Linked DNA regions of Mus musculus: region 2 is linked to region 1. A link is a loop called in an ENCODE intact Hi-C map of the cell type or tissue named here. Cell type or tissue: left cerebral cortex. All regions are shown on one strand. Links, peaks and the distances in the headings refer to the core of each region. The heading gives the core; the rest is flanking DNA.

What was found. Peaks named below come from ENCODE experiments on the same cell type or tissue, not always from the same donor. Only the 100,000 strongest peaks of a DNase experiment are listed, where the experiment ranks them.
Region 2: it touches region 1 in a loop (2.3-fold over the local background); 5 of 42 quality-filtered maps call a loop at or near these places.

What each region holds. Positions count from the first base shown.
Region 1 is chr17:28,615,992-28,624,319 of GRCm38, reverse strand. It overlaps Srpk1 (serine/arginine-rich protein specific kinase 1), which reads left to right and starts at 1,799. Exons shown (of 16, transcript NM_016795.4): 1 at 1,799-1,920; 2 at 2,283-2,343. The coding sequence starts at 1,908. In left cerebral cortex, for the core only: no CTCF peak of the experiment used is centred there; DNase peaks (open chromatin) are centred at 3,532, 6,420, 7,460, 7,895 and 3 more places; H3K4me3 peaks cover 2,721 bases; H3K27ac peaks cover 2,660 bases.
Region 2 is chr17:28,686,946-28,695,273 of GRCm38, reverse strand. Slc26a8 (solute carrier family 26, member 8) reads left to right here and starts at 5,287. Exons shown (of 20, transcript NM_001290320.1): 1 at 5,287-5,557. Mapk14 (mitogen-activated protein kinase 14) reads right to left here and starts at 3,932. Exons shown (of 12, transcript NM_011951.3): 1 at 3,419-3,932. The coding sequence starts at 3,534. In left cerebral cortex, for the core only: a CTCF peak has its summit at 4,106; DNase peaks (open chromatin) are centred at 3,963, 5,445, 6,575, 6,736 and 1 more place; H3K4me3 peaks cover 4,404 bases; H3K27ac peaks cover 3,898 bases.

The sequences.
Region 1 (8,328 bases), core at 35-8,034:
GTTGGGATTTGAACTCAGGACCTTCAGAAGAGCAGTTGGGTGCTCTTAGAGACATCTTACCTGCTGAGCCATCTCACCAGCCCCCAAGTCCCACTTCTTATAGAGCTGGGTTTTTGAGCCCCTACCCTAGCCAGCTGGAATATAGACATATGCACGCCACTTGAAAAGGCTTCAGTGGAGCCGGGTGTTGGTAGCGCACGCCTTTAATCCCAGCACTTAGGAGGCAGAGGCAGGCCGATTTCTGAGTTCCAGGCCAGCCTGGTCTACAGAGTGAGTTCTAGGACAGCCAGGACTACACAGAGAAACCCTGTCTCAAAACAAAAACAAAACAAAACAAACCAAAAACCCCCCAAACAGACAAACAAAACAACAAAAAGAAAATCACAAAAAAGATCTAAAGGAGAGTTCTGAAACACATGAAAAGTATACAATTCCAATTGCGAATTTCAGTGCCTACTATAAATCTCCACAGCAGTACCCACAGTCTATGTTTTGGAAGAAATACTGGGGTCTAGAGAGCCTCATGTTCCTCCCCCATCTCTCTCATAAATGCCTGCTGATTCTACTTTACTATAGGAGTTTTGATGCCTGAATCATTGGGTTGGGACAGCAAGATTCTGAGCACACAATCCTTTCCACGTTCTCATCTTTCTGTAATGGGGATAATAACTACCTTGGCCTGAAGTTGACATCAGCATCTAATAAGATCATGCACTTGACAGTATGGAAACACCCGGTAAGTCCTACGATGAAGAGAGTTCTTCAAGGAGAAAACAGAATTCCCATTCACACCCTTCCTTTAAGGCTTTCAACTTGCAGCTAGAAAATTCCCTTTAGAAGTGTTTGCTTTTACTTAAAATAATTGTTTAGCTTACTTATGGGTGAGGGGTTGTTGCATGTGCCATGGGTCCTGTGTGCAAGTCAGAGAGAGACCTGTGGGAATTGGCCCTATTTGGATTTGAATTCAGGTCCTTAAGGCACCTTTACTTGCTGAGCTGTCTTCTGGTCCAGTTCTTTTCTTTTTTTCTTTTTTCTTTTTTGGTTTTTCGAGACAGGGTGTCTCTGTGTAGCCCTGGCTGTCTTGGAACTCACTCTGTAGACCAGGCTGGCCTCGAACTCAGAAATCTGCCTGCCTCTGCTTTCCAAGTGCTGGGATTAAAGGCGTGCACCACCACTGCCCAGCTTCTGATCCAGTTCTTTTTTTTTTTTTTAATATTTTTTTATTACGTATTTTCCTCAGTTACATTTCCAATGCTATCCCAAAAGTCCCCCATACCGCCCCCCCATCCAGTTCTTATTGATTTATTTTGGGTCAGGATCTCATTATATATGCCTTGCTGGCCTGGAACTCATAAAGATACACCTGCTTCTGGAGTGCTGGGATTAAAGGCATGGGCTGCTGGCCCAAGGTTTTATCTTTAGAAGAGGACAGAGGCACACGTTCCCTCCTTCCAGCCTTTGTTCTGTGTGTATCCACATACAATTTAATTTCCCATTTTCTTTAATGTCTTAATTGGCCCTTACAACAGCTCAGACAGGAACTGGGATATGTTTGGGTTAAGCAGTTTTGCAGGCCGGGGAAACTGAGGCAAATCCCGACTGACTGCGGAGCCCTGCCTTTCCTCAGGAGGTAAGAACTTCAAGCCGCGCGCTTTATGGCGGGACACTAAAACCAGCTTCCCATTCAGGATCCCTCGGTCCCTTGCCCTCCACTCTCGTACACCCCGGAGCAGGTGGTAGGCTCTGTGTTCACCACGCAGGCGCGCGACGCCGTGTGGGGCGTGGTCGGGCGGGCCCGGAGGCGGGGCCGGCGCGCGCCGGGAGGAAGAGCTGGGATTTGGGCCGCGGCGGGAGCCCGAGTCGGCGTCACTCGAGTGCGCAGGCGCCTGGCGGTTACCGGTCTCGCCATGGAGCGGAAAGGTGAGCGGCGGAGCGGCCTCCGCCACGAGGAGCCACGGCGGTCCCCGACTGGGCGCCAGGCGCCTCTCTGGCCACTGTCGCGGCCCCCTGAAGCGGCGTCACTCTTGCCTCTCGCCCCTCGGCTGCGGCGTCCTCCGGCGCCCGCCGTCCCCGCCCCTCGCTCCGCAGCCCCCAGGCCGGGGCGGCGAGGCCTCATGGCCGGCCCGAGCCTCTTTGGGCGCGCCGGGCCTGGCAGCCGCTGTGCACCCCGAGCAGCCCGCCCCGCGCTCGGCCCGCAGCCTCAGGCCCGGTCGCCCTGCGTGCTCGCGCCGCTCCCCGCCTCCCACTTACATCGGCCCTTCATCCATCCCTCTCTCCCGCAGTGCTCGCGCTCCAGGCCCGAAAGAAAAGGACCAAGGCCAAGAAGGACAAAGCCCAAAGGAAGTGAGTCTTGTACCCCAACATCCCGCCCTTTGCGTTTCCTCGGGGACCTCCTCCCCCTACCGGGTTGTGCGCTTCGGGCGGTTCCCCCCCAACCCCTCCCCGCCACATGGTTACTGGGCCGCTGTGTGATTCGCCCTCCGGGAATCATGTGGAAGGTAGCTGGGTCTCCAGGCTCGGGTCTGCTGGAAAGACCCGGAGCCTGCCCGGCACCACTCGCCAACTCCATCGAGGAGGCCCAGGTGTGGCCCGGCAGCCGGAGCTGGCAATCATTACCTGCCTGTCTGTGAACTCTGCTCTTCCTTCCGTGCTCCGCAGCGTCTTAACTTGCCTCCTACGTCTGTCCGCACGCTACGCCATCGGGAAATTGTTGAATGAATTTTCCCTGTTTACCCTTGGCCCTGCCAACCACACGCTCGCTTGGGTAGAGGAGGACGGCCGGGAGTCTTCCTCGCGCCTGATTACTCTGCTTCCTAAGTCTGGGAGACTCTGTGGCGTTGCTGTCCACTCGGTGTGCCGGCTAAGTTATGCATTACCGGCGGGCCGTACTATCAGGTCCTCAGAGCAGTAACGTCGGAGTAATGTCCAGAGTCAAATTGCTGGTGCCGGTTGGGTGATTCCGGCTTGGTGGGCCTAGTGCTACACTTGCCCGATTTGATGTGTAATAGTGGTTTAGTGGTGTTGGGGGTGTGTGTGCACAAAAGAGGGCACAGTCTGATAGAAACGCTGGGTGGAGGCTTATTCAAGTGAGCTTAGCTGCTACCATTCCCACCAACGTCTTTGTTTTTTGAGATAGCCTTGGCTGACCTGGAACTCCCTATGTAGACCAGGTTGGCCTTGAATTTATCCTCTTGTTTTTGGCTCTGAGAATCCTGGGATTAAGGGGCATGTGCCACCACTGCAGGCTCACTGCCATTGTGAGCTTAGAAGTTAGCTTTACGAAGGATCTTGTACTAACATTTAGTTGCAGAGGTTCCTCCGGGTGGACTTAGAGAGTTCTCTGCTTAGCACTCTGTTTCAGAGGAACTGTTTTCTGTGTTTTCCCATTTATTTGGTGTTTTGTATTATCAAGCTGGGTCTGCACTGCTCTGCCACACATTAGAAGTCTTCCTAGGTCACCCTGCTGCGCGACTGTACCGGGGTGGAGTGGGTGGTGTTGCTTAGGAGACTCCCTGAAGTTTTTTGGGGGAGGCCGTGCAGTGACTTCTTTGATAAAGTGCCGACTTCTCCTCTTCTCCATTTTCTAGTGTGTGTGAGTGAGCGCTGAGGTGTGGGCAGGTGTGAGAGTGCGCAGGTTCCTGGGATGGTTATCCATTTAGGGATGTCTAGAACTCGGTTTGAATCCTCTGTTGAATGGTTGATAGAAACGGCAGAGCTGTCCTAGCAGCAGCTGGGATTTCAGCACTCCGTGGGGAAGCCATATGAGTGTTTTACATTTTCTGATGGAAGGAGGAAATGGTTTTATTAATAACACTTAAAAGGGTTTTTTTCCCCTCTTATTTTAATTTTGGTTTTTCTCCATGTAGCCCTGGCTCTCCTGGAACGCCCTCTGTGGACTAGAGATCTGCCTGCCTCTGTCTCTGGAGTGCTGGGATTGAAGGCCTGCACCGTCACACTTGGTTAAAAGGGTTTTGATAAGAGTCTCACTATGTAGCCTACGCTGGTCTTGAGCTTGGGGTGATCTTCCTGCCTCAGCCTCCACAGTGACACGATTACTGGTCTTGTGCTATCACGCTCAGCTGGCTAATCACCTGTATTTTGGTCTGTCTGATGTAAGACATGGAATCTTATTTAGATATTAGGGTGAATCGGACTGTTGTGTGGCAGGTGAATATGTGTAGATGTCACATACTTAGCAGATATTCAATGCTTCATATGGTCTAGGGTGAACATACACTGTGCATGTGAATGTATATGTCAGAGATCAACATTTAGAAGTTAGCTCTGTCCTTCCCCGTGTAGGTTCCAGGCATTGAACTTGGTGCCTCAAGCCTGGTAGCAAGAGCCCAGACCTACCGAGCCATCTCACCTGCCTGCATATACTTGTTTTAAAAGCAGACAAACGTCCTTAGTGTTAGGTACTCTTCTGCTCACTACTGCAGGTAGCTTAGAGTTGTCTGTGTTCTTAGTTATTTCTGTTCTTACCCTTATTTTACTGAATATAATTTTACTTCCCCCTCGTTTCTCCAACCGCTTTTCAAGTAGTTGAATTTTCTGATTAATTAATTTGTTAAGAGTTTTGTGCCAGAAGCCGGGCAGTGGTGGCACACACCTTTAATCCCAGCCCTTGAGAGGCAGAGGCAGGTGGATTTTTGAGTTTGAGGCCAACCTGGTTGTACTGGCTAGTTTTGTGTCAACTTGACACCGCTGGAGTTATCACAGAGAAAGGAGCATCAGTTGGGGAAATGCCTCCAAGAGATCCAGCTGGAAGGCATTTTCTCAATTAGTGATCAAGGGGGAAAGGCCCCTTGTGGGTGGGACCATCTCTGGGCTGGTAGTATTGGTTCTAAAGAAAGCAAGCTGAGCAAGCCAGGGGAAGCAAGCCAGTAAAGAACATCCCTCCATGGTCTCTGCATCAGCTCCTGCTTCCTGACCTGCCTGAGTTCCAGTCCTGACTTCCTTTGGTGATGAACAGCAATGTGGAGTTGTAAGCTGAATAAACCCTTTCCTCCCCAACTGCTTCTTAGTCACAATGTTTGTGCAGGAATAGAAACCCTGACTAAGACACTGGTCTACAGAGTGAGTTCCTGGACAGCAAAGGCTACACAGAGAAACCCTTTTAAAAAAACCAAACAAAAAAGAAAAATTGTGTCAGAAGCCCCATCTTGACTCTGTTCCTGACTGCATTCCTGACAACTTATTTGCTATTTTTCTGACAAAGGTGTAGGTTCCCATGCGGTTGTTAGGAAGGCCTTCCATAGTGTGGTCTTGTGAGTAAGGCAGGTCTGACTTTGAGTTCTGATTGTAGGCTGACTTGGACTTCATATCTATGTTGAGTCACTCAGCCACAATGACAGGTAGTCAGGACTGAGCAGTACAAGAAAGTGTTGACTGGTACAGGCATAGAGTCTTCTCAAGGGCTCCACTATAATATAGCCATGTGTATTATAAAGGGGTGGGTTGTCTCAATGCTGTGGATTGCCTGTAAAACCAGAACCTAGGCACTTGGAGCAGTGTGCCATAGTCCTAGAGCTGGCTTCTAGGGCTCCTGCCTCCACAACACAGTCCCTTTGGGTCTTTGTGCTGTGAGGTTAAGGGAAGTGACCTTGCCTAACTTGAACAATTTCTTCTCCACCCTACTGTTTTAGATCCTTCTGTCCTTTCTGTTTTTGTTTTCTGTTTGTTTATTTGTTTGTTTTGGGTAAGGGTGGTCAGGTTCTCTTATAGGCCTGGCTGTCCTGGAATTTACTGTGTAAATTAGGCTTTCCTTGACCTCAGGCCTGCTTCTGTGCTGGGACTGAAGGTGTGTACCACCATATCCTAATAGAAAATAGACATTTTCTATTTATTCTGATGTTAACTAGTTGTATAGTGATCAGTTTTGCTTTGGGTGATTAAGAGGTCTGTGAAGCTAGGACTGGGACCTGGGTTGGGCGTGCTGTCCTGTGCTCTGTGGCCACATGGCTAGATGGTGCGTCCTGTTGTGTTGGGACAGATAAGCTAGAGCCTGAGGGGAGGGGCTTCTTCGAGGTCCACCTGTGACGCACCTCGCCTGTGAGCATTCTGATCCCAGTGTGTGCAGCAGGGCCTGCCGCCTTCCTGTCTGCCCTAAGCTTCTAGACTCCAGCAGCTCATGACTTTTAGATGGTATGGAGTCCAGCATCGAACACTCATGTCAATAGTTAGCTTGGAGGTTAGCTGGGACTGCAGTTTTCTCGATGCTTGTGATTAAATAATCTTATAGTTGTTGTGCAGATCTGATTGTGTGATTGAGCTAGGAAGCTCCAAGCTGGGAGTGACATTTTTTATTTTCTTTAGTATAAATTGCTGCACTGAAGCTTTATAAAGGAAGAATGCATAAAGGTTCCTAGCACTGCCTAGTAGGAAGTAGAGCCATTCACGCGCCCCTGCAAGTCGGTGCTGTCAGTGCGCGCGCTGCCTCCTTCCTGTGTGCTTTACAGTGGGCTTTCTTCATTAAGTTTTACATGTGGACTGAGACGTGGCAGTAGCCCCCGGAGTTCCAGGAAGTGGGCCGCTCTAGCTTCGTATCTGTTAGCAAACATGAGTTTCATTTGTGTATTTATTTACTTGGTTTTGGTTTTTTGAGACAGTGGCCCTGGCTGTCCTGGAACTTGCTTTGTAGACCAGGCTGGGCCTTGAACTCAAGAGATTCCTTTGCCTCTGCCTGCCAAGTGCTGGGACTAAAGGCATGCTCTACTTAGCTCTTTTTCTTGCTCTTAAGAGCTGTTTGTAAATGGTATGTTCTTTGTCATGTGGAATAATTTATATTTCTCATCTACTTAAAGGCTTTTGAACTTAAGTTTTTAACACAAAGTGATCCTCCTTCCCCCAATTGGCTAATTTTCACTTCTGCCAATTACCTTGCTCATTTATTTATTTATTTATTTATTTATTTGGTTTTGGTTTGTTTGCTTGTTTTTTAGTCTTTTTCTTTCTCTCTTTCTCTCTTTTCCCCCTCTGCCCTTGCAGAGCTGAGGGCCTTGCGATTACTAGGCCCACCCCGTTTTCATTTCTGAAGTTTTCAGGGTTGACTTGTAATTTTAATTGTATGGGTTTATTAAATTTAAGTGTGTGCTTTTAAATTGCATCTCAAGAACTCTTGTCAGAAATGTTTCCTTATTTAACAGGTTAATATGTTAGCACATTTTGCTTACATGGATGTTTCTATATGAGATCCAGGCTTGTCAAATTAACTGAAGCCCCAACCTGTTAAAATGCCAAAGTAAATAAGATTTTCTCCTGTTAGAAAGGAAACAATGAAAGGTGACAGCTAGAATCTGGGTTTTGTAGAGTAACTGGAAGTTACCACCTGTCTGCTTCCAATGCAGTGTCAAATGTGGGTGCTCAGGTCTGTAGGTGGCATGTACAAGGAAGCCTGCCCAGCACTGAGCTGGAGACATGTGTATTATTGTATTATGTAAGGGTGTTTTGCCTGCATTATATCTGCACATCATGTGCATTCACCCGTAGAGGCCAGAAGAAAGGGATCGGATCCCCTGGAACTGGAGTTACAGATGGTTGTGAGCCACCATGTAGGTACTGGGGGAAAAATCGAGGTCTTCTGCAAGAGCAGCCAGTGTTTAACTACAAAGCCACCTCTCCAGCTTCCTTCTAAATTTGTAGCCTGTCTTTTGAAACCTCAGGGAATTACTGTGACCTCCAAAGCACACTCTAAATCAGCTCCTTGGTCTGAATGTCAGCTTCCCCTATAGAACCTCCATTTTGAAATTATTCAGGTAAAATTCAGCACTTCCTTCCTTAAATGTTGCAATGCTGTTAAAATAGTGTGTGCATGCTTGTCCTTCACCCACTCAGCCCGCCTCTGTAGCCCATCTTGGCCACTATCCTACAAGAACGTGGATTTTTCTGGACAGTAGGACCTTAATGGGAATCTGCACTTTGCCTGTGGAAGTCAAGATAGGAGATGGTGGCTTCAGATACATGAGGGCTTCTTAGTTCTTCTCATGGGGAGTTGTGCACACAGTGAAGCACACTCTCTTCTGTTCCTGGCTGTAGCTTCTGTGTCTAGAAAAGTGCTGGCATAGCTGTGTACACTACTAAGAGTGAGTGGATGAATGTTTGCATATTCCCTTTCCTATTTCCTACACACACTGCTACAGGTTGTTTGCACACTGACTGTCTCTTAGGATTCTATTGCTATGAAGAAACGCCATGACCAAGACAACTCTCACAAAGGAAAATATTTAAATGGGGCTGGCTTACAGTTTTAGAGGTTCTGAGTATCATCATCATCGTGAGAAGCGTGCAGGCAGACATGGTGCTGCAGCAGGAGCTGATCCAAAGGCA
Region 2 (8,328 bases), core at 240-8,239, 71 kb before region 1:
ATCAGATTTAGTTAGAAGAAATTACCATGTTTAGCTACAAGTTTGTTACATGTCTACATGCCGATCATAAACTAAGCATCTCCATGCCTACAACACAGCAAGCAACCCATAAAATGCAGCCATTAAATCCATCCATTCTTCTACAAGCCCAATGACAAAATGAGCTGTCTCGTTCTGTACTTTTAGCTCAAGAATCTAGCCTTGATTCTAGCCAGAGTTTGGTGTTATGTAATCCAGACTAATGAATAAATAGCTGTGAATGATCTAGAAGTAATTCTTAATTCTCACTCCCAAGGCATGGTACCCAAGTGTGTCCAGCAAGGGGCTGGAGAGCCCCTTTCCCCAGAGGAAAGACACTGACGTTCCCGTTTGTATTTCCTTAAATTCACCACAAAGATTTTCCCCTATGTCCCAAACCACACAATCAATGCTTTGCAACAATGTGGTCTTAATGATTTTGCTTGTTTCCCTTTTCAGGCAGTAAATACAGTTCCTTAAAACTTAGAGAACTTAGTTTAGTTCCCTTTACACTTTTAAAAAGAAAGATATTTGTAAAAACAAGCCAATTCTCAATTTCTAGACTCTCATTCAACTTTGAGTCACAGTTGGTAATACTACAGTTTGCTGCTTGTTTTTTGTTACTGTCGCTCACTGCATAATACAAATTAAAATTAATCTTAAACTTAAAAGAAAAAAATTAAGTTACAAATCAAAGTGTATCATGTCCAATTCAGAGATTCCTTTTTTGAAGAGACTTCAGGTCCCTCCTGACTTATTCCACTGTCACCAGTAGAACAGCCTCCTCTCTTCTCAAGAGCTCAGTTTAAATCCCCCTCAATTATATCCATTCAAATGGACTTCATTATTCCCCAACATCAAACTATCTCAGAGAACGAAGGTGAAGAAAGGGAACACAGGCCTCAAAGTGGATTAAAAAAGAAATTCAAGAAGTCAGGTGTAGTGTTGCAAGTCTTTAATCCAGGCACTCTGAGAGGCAAAGTCCAGCTGATCGGAGTTGGAGGCCAGTCTGGTCTACAATGTGAATTCTAGGACAGCTCATCTCAAAAAACAAACAAAAAAGTATTTTTCAGTCACACCTAAAAAGCTAATTGAAAACACAATTTCAAATAACTTGAGAGAAGTTAACACTTGCAAATCTAACTGAAGGTGACATTTGCTGGGTCACACACAATTTCAGCTATCTTTTCCTCATCAATAGGCTACATAGTAAATCTCTACGCTAGAAACTACACCTCTCTGGAATGTCAGGCAAGGAACTAAACAGTGGTTGTCTCTGGAAGACCAGCATGCAGGGCTGAGAGCAGAAACAGGATTTTTGCTGCATACCTTTTGGGCCCTTATTTCAAGCAACCTGCTTTGTGTGGTGCACTGCTGCTGGGGCTGGAATGCAGGGCCTCCCACAGGCAAGGCCAGGGCTGTCCCACTGCGTTCCATCACTGGGCCAGCACTACCTATGTTTAAGAAGCTGTTTGGTAGAAGTCTATTTAATTGTGAGGTTGTGCTCAATTATATTACACAGAAAACAGCAGCACTAGAGGAAGTGGAGTTGGTTTCACTGTGGCACTTCACTGTGAAGCTGGCTCTTCTGCCAGGACAGTGGTGTCCACAGGAAACCTTGCAAATTCACCATCCCAGAAGCCCCTGAGCTTCACTCCCTGAGCATTCAAATGGAAACAAACGCCTGGTACTGTACCAATTAGGAACGAAGAATGGAGATACTTAAGGAGCTGGTAACTATTAGAGAAACAATGATGCAACAGATCAATCACAAATACATGAGAGATATTATTGACATTTCCTTTAAAGTGTAAACTGCCATTCTGTAGACTCGTGAGAAAGATGTCCAAGTTGGTATCATCTGCAACATAGCTTAAGCAGCTTGAGCCAGCAAATGCAATGTGATCTGTTGCTGGACACAATTGCACAATCTCAATTACCCAGAAGATTCTACCAAACAGGAAATTCACGATATGACTTTAAGTAACACAGGACTCATACTTAAAGGTTAGCACATCCAGAAGCCTGGAATTTGTTCCAAAACAAAAACCATTTCCCAGACTCCTTCGGAAACCATGAATGCATGTAAGTCACTAAAACACAGGAAGGGCTCATCTACTGAATCTATCAGATTACTATCAGATAGGGAGCTCTAAAAGATATAGTAAAAGATACTGCGTGAATCCTTCAAAGTTCCTTAGAACATTTCTGGAGTGGAAGTTTTATGGTAGAAATTTAATCTGAAACCTGCTCCCAGGGCCATGCATGGTAGCAAAAGCCTTTATTCTCAGAGCTGGCAGACAAAATTTGTTGAGTTCCAGGCAAGACAGGGAGAGCCATAGTGGAACTAAAATAGGCCCCCCCCCACTCCTACCCCCCTCCCCCACCCGGTGTTAAGGAAAGCTAAAAAGCATCGTTTCCTATGTTCCAGGATCTCCCGAAAACCACCACGTACCTCGGTACTTACAAGCTGATAAAACTCCGCAAATCTTCTAAGGGACTTAAAAAAAAGAAAAGCACCCCCATGAATTACTTCAATTAAAAGCTATCTACACCTCCAGCTCTAGTCCTACCTTCTTGATCTTGAGGGGCGCCCCTCTGCTCGGTATGGAAAACTGTTTTGTCAAACAATACTGAAATGAGCAGTGGTATGTGACTAAGCGGCGAGCTGGAGCGTCCTTGCAAGGCGCTGCCACCCTCCCTCCCCGAAAAGGAAATACGCTTTCAACCGAATCGGAAACACACCACGCAAGCTGGCACCGTGGTCCCCGAGATAAAGTCGGTATTTTAAGCTCTTCGGGGTGCTGCTAATTCAAGTGCGAATCCCAAAGGAACGTTTCCTGAGACAGGATTTTTCGATGGAGGCTTGCAAAAATGGGAAAAGGGGGAGAAAAAAGGAAAAAAAAAAAAATTCCGGGAAAGGAGCGCTTTCTCTTGCAAGTTTCGTTCAGGTGACCGCAGTCCCCGGGTCAGGCTTTGCCCTACAGCTCCTCGCTGGAGCTCCGCCCAGCTCGTCTGCTCCCCGGGGCAGGGCTCCCGCGTCCCGAGTGGCGGTACCCGGAGGCAGGGTCCTGAGGCCGCGCTGCAGCAGAGGACCCCCGGGAGGGCCAGTCTTGGGAGCAGGGAGAGCGCAGGGTAGAGAAGCATCCCACCGCGTCCGCAGCTGACCCGCTCCCGCACACGGCTCGCCCCCGACCTGCGTATGCAGGGCGAGGGGTGCAGGACACGTCCCGCTCCAGCTGCCCCCTGCACCCCCAGACACGCCCGGAGGAGAATTCCTGCCGCTGGGCGCATCGCTGAGCTGTGGGGACAGGCCTGGCCCTCAGGCATGCAGGGCCACCCTGCTTGCTCCACCGCGTCCCCCCACCCCACCCCTAACCCGAGGCCCGGCGACACTCACCACACCGAGCCATAGGCGCCCGAGCCCACCGGGGACAGGTTCTGGTATCGTTCGGGCACCTCCCAGATGGTCTTGTTCAGCTCCTGCCGGTAGAACGTGGGCCTCTCCTGCGACATCTTCCAGCGGCAGCAGCGGGGCGAGGAGGTGGCCGAGCGGGGGCTCCTGCCTGCAGCCGCACGCTCTCCTCTGCGCCCGCCCGCGGCAGACCGGACCCCGCGCCCGCCACCCGCGCAGGTGTGGAGGCTGCGACCCGCCGCCCCTGTCAGCCGCGGCGGCTCCTACGAGCGTCGGCAAGGTGCCGGAGCCGGCTGCACGGCTCGAGGCTGCTCCCGCCGCGGTCCTCCTGCAGCCGCTCCCCGGGGAGGGAGCGCACGCCGACGCCGCAAGACACCCGCTCGCGCTTCAGCGCCCCGCTTGGGCTCCAGTGGCGGCGATCCCACAGGCAGCGGCCGGGAGCCTCTCGCGGAACTCTCGCGAGAACAGCTCCAAGGAGGCCCCGCTCTGAATCCAGATCTTACCCAATATGGAACCTGCCCACGGGGCGGGGGGTCGCGAGAAGAGCGCGCAGGGCCGGCAGATCTCGCGAGAAGAGGGACGCGGCTTGGGGAGCCGAGGCAGGAACTCTCGGGGACTGGGCTCCCCGGGGCGCCAAGGGTGGAGGCCGCAGCGCGGGGCGCGCGCGCCTCTCTGTGGTCGCACGGGCGAATGCCTGGCGCCATGGCGGAAAGCCGCTGTGACAGCGTCGGGGAAGAGAGCCAAATGATCTTTGAACTCCGAGCAACCTGCTCACTAGAGTCGTCAATTTCCAAGAACAACTTGAAAGAACAGACAGGCCCTGTCCAGAAAGCTGTCGCATTCCGGTCTGCTCAAGGACAAGTGGCTCACCTCGGGATGCTGGTGAAACCTGCCCCCTAGGCAAATATTAGTCTTGCCTCAAAGCCCAGGCTCTCCCTCCAGGCGCTCCTACATGTTTTCAGGCAGAAGTGGCAGAAGGAGGTTCCAGGGACCCACAGGGAGTTCCAATGCACGAGGTCAGAGGTAGACATCATGAATGGCCACTTCCAGGCTGGGGACCAGCATTTGCAAGGCCCTGGGTTCAATACCCACTACTGGAAGGGGAAGGTACACACACACACTGCAAGTAGGTCATTCCATTTCAGGAAGGTCTTCTCATTTATTTATTTATATTTACACCACCTGCAATTCCGGCATTTGGAAAGACCAGAAAACCCTTCATATACATGCATACATATATATCTATTTACACAGCCTGTAATTCCAGCATTTAGAAAGACCAGGAGACCCTTTCATACTATTTATTTATATGTACAGAACCTGTAATTCCAGCATTTGAAAAGACCAAGAGACCTTTCTCTTATTTATTTATTTATACACAACCTGTAATTCCAGCATTTGGAAAGACCAGGGGACCCTTCTTATTTATTTATTTGTTTATTTATTTATTTGTTTATTTGTATTTACAAATCCTGTAATTCTAGCATTTGGAAAAACCAGGAGACCAAGCCTCTGCTGTGTAGTGATGAGACCGTATGTGCAACACCCCAAAAACCATCACTCGGGTTTGAGACCGACTCTTGCCCTTTAGAGCCATCCAAAGTTTAGAAATTTAAAAGAAAATTGGGGGGTGGGTATTAAAGACTTAATTCATGCCTCTGAGAGTATGGAGAACTACTAGGGCGAGCATTCTGACCGCATCTCATTTAGGTAAGTCTGTTGAGCTTTCTTAGGCCCTGGTTCTAGTCTCTACAAGATCAATGCGACCCTGCATTCCCACCTAGTGGAATCTTCCGTAGAAGCCGAGAAAGCTAATAAAAGTGAATGGGGAAAGTTAGACCCGTAAGAACCCACATCCACCCATGCCTACACCGAGCAGGAGAAAGGGGAAATCTTATTCTCGTGGCTATTTCTAGAAGATCCGGGTATGTGGAGGGCAGCAGGGACCCCTTCTCCTCGGCCCAGATGCCATCCTCGCCCGTCACCCGCACAGCCGGAACGCCCGCGGGTTCTGCAGCAACGGCTCCGGAACTGCCGGCCTCCGCGTCCGCAGCGCTGCCGCCAGCCAGGCTGGAGCCGAGTCTGTCCCCAGCGTCTGCGCTCCTGCGGGCCACCGGAAACCAGGTGAGCCTGGGTCGGGAGCGGTCCGGAGCTCTGGCTGCCGCCTGGGAGCTGACAGCCCGCTCGCGTCCCAGAGCGTGGCTGCTTGGGTCACCTGCAGAGCCAGGAGTGTCCCAGGCACAAGGAGTGGGTGAATGAATGAATGAATGAATGAATGAATAGCGGTGGTCCCTGGAACTTCTCTCTCCTTATAGAAAGGCTGCGTGAAACCGAAATGGCAAGAGACAACATGGAATTTGCATACTGGATCCTTTCAAAAATTCGCATCTCTGTGATGTCCACAGCTGAAGGAACTGGACTGTGGGCCCCCCACACTTCCACTCTCTGTGTCCTCATCAGGCCGCAGCTCAGGGCCCCCTTTGCTTCCAGACTTTACTGTTCTGCTCATTTTGTTCTCTCTGCCTTAAGCCCACCCTCTGTCCCCTCTCCTCCTTCTCTGTCTTCTAGTCCTTATTGCTGGACTTTGGGTCCCCCCATGAAGTCTCCACTGTTCAGCCCAGTAATGAGGATCTCTCTACCACACCTGCTTGGTATCACACTGACTAGCATTAAGGGAAGGTGTTTATGTGACCTGTCAGCAGCTGGAGGGCTGCCACCTTCAAGCATCTCCTGCCACTAGACCATCCCCAATACATTCTCCACCAAAACTGAGAGTCACAGGCAATGAGGTTTTTGGTTGGGAAATACAAGTGCTTTTTTTTTTTTTTTTTTTTAATTGGAAGTGAATTTTGTCTTATGGTTTTAGAAAGCATGTGAAAGATGACTTAATTAGGTAAAAGATATTCTTGTACCTTAACTAATTTTGAGGGTTTCTGGTCCTTTGAGTCAAAATTTTATAAATCGGGTTACATTTTTTTGCATTTAAAATATCCCAAATAGAGATTTTAAACGAATCAGTGAGTGGGTGAATGGATGGATGGACAGATGGCTGAGGGTAGCAGAAGCAAAAAGAGCTGTGTTAACGTGCTTGTATTTTTTTTTAAGTGTTTTTTAGCAATGAAAGCCTGCTTAAAGATAAAGGCTGGGACTACAGCTCAGGGTAGAGTAGCCCTGCATGTGTTAGGCCCTCAGATGGGTCCCCAGCCCAGGAAGGAAGAATCAAAAAGAATTAAGGCATGGATGGTGGCTTACACCTATAACCCAGCATTGGCTAGCTGGGGACAGGAGGAGGAGGATGCCAAAGCCCACTACACTCCACCTTTGTGGGGAGCCTGTCTCACAATAAAGACAAGTAAGAGAAGTAGCGGGTAGTGCAGGGAGCCTCCAGGCTGCTCCACCCTACTGACTGCTCCACATCAGGCTCCCCAGCTCTGCTGTGCCCCTGCTTCTCTTTCTGTGTACACAGGCTCTCACTATGGCTGGCCTGGAACTCACTCTGTAGACCAGGCTGGCCTGGAACTCACAGAGATCCACCTGCCTCTGTCTCTGGAGTGCGGGGATTAAAGGCGCCTGTGCTGCCACTATACTGAGCTCCCCCCCGCCCCCCCCCCCCCCCCCCCCGTCTTAAAACATACTTTTGTACTGCCCCAGAAATTCTGACTCAGGAAATTATTTTTATTTGGTTTGTGGTTTTGTTTGTTTATTTTGAAGTAGGAGCTCATGACTGAAAGCTTTCTGTGTATCAGGCTGGTCTTGAACCCCTGATCTTCACTGCCTCTGTGTCCCAAGTGCTGAGGGTAGAGGCATGTGCCACCACACTCAGCTCCCTCTAGGAACAGGTTTTTGTTTTTGTTTTTGAAGTTTGTTTATTTTGTGTGTGTGGTCATAGATGTGGGCCACACTGCCCGGTGCAGGTCCCAGGAAAACTTGTGGAAGTTGGTGTCTCTCCTTTCACCTCATGGGTCCCACGGTTGTCAGGCTTGCTGGCAGGGGCCTTAACCTGCAGAGCCATCTCACCAGCCCTCCTCTAGGAACACTTTTAAACCTACCCCCTTTCTCCTCCCCCACCCCCTCCTCCTTCCCTCTCTCAGTTTAAAGTTGATGTCACTCAGATATTTTATTTCCCTTATATCATCTCTAAATTCTGTCCCTGAAATACCTATTCTCCCCTCCCCCCACTTGAACTCGGTCTCAATTCACCTTCTCAGGGAGTTCTCCATTCCCCAGGCTGGGACCCTCAGTATCTCTCTAGGTCATGTGACTTTTAAGACAGGACTCTGTTTTACCGTGGAGGAGCTAGGGCCTGAATTGTGGCCATGCTGAATCACTGTGGTACACTGAGGAACTCCTTATGCCTGTCAGAAAGGACAAGGTGATGGTTATCAGGAAGATACCAGGGGTGAGGGGAAGGGGGTTGTAGGCTGACCGTGGGTGGTCCTTCCTGCCCCCCCCCCCCCGCCCTACACCAGGCTCCCCACTGGGGAGATGCTGCTATCTTCCTGCTGTATTCCATGGAGAAGTTAGAAGACAACCTCGCCCTCAACCTTTAGCACTGTGGAGGGAATGGTCAGGGTGCACCAACATGGCCACGCTGTGGGCTATAAAGGAAGTCAGCTGGACTGCCTTCAGGATGCCTCAGTGCTGATCCCAATTCAAAGGATTGTTGAAAACCTGTACTTATTTATGTTTATTAATCTATATGCATGAATGTATGCCTGGTACATGCAGAGGTCAGAGGAGAGCATCAGATTCTGTGAAACAGACATTACAGATGGCTGTGAGCAGCCATGTCAGGGCTAGGAGCCAACCCTGGTCTTCTTGTTTGCAGAACAACAACTGAGCCAGCTCTTGAGTCCCCTATTTGGGATTGTTACTCAGACATGGTGGTAGGTACT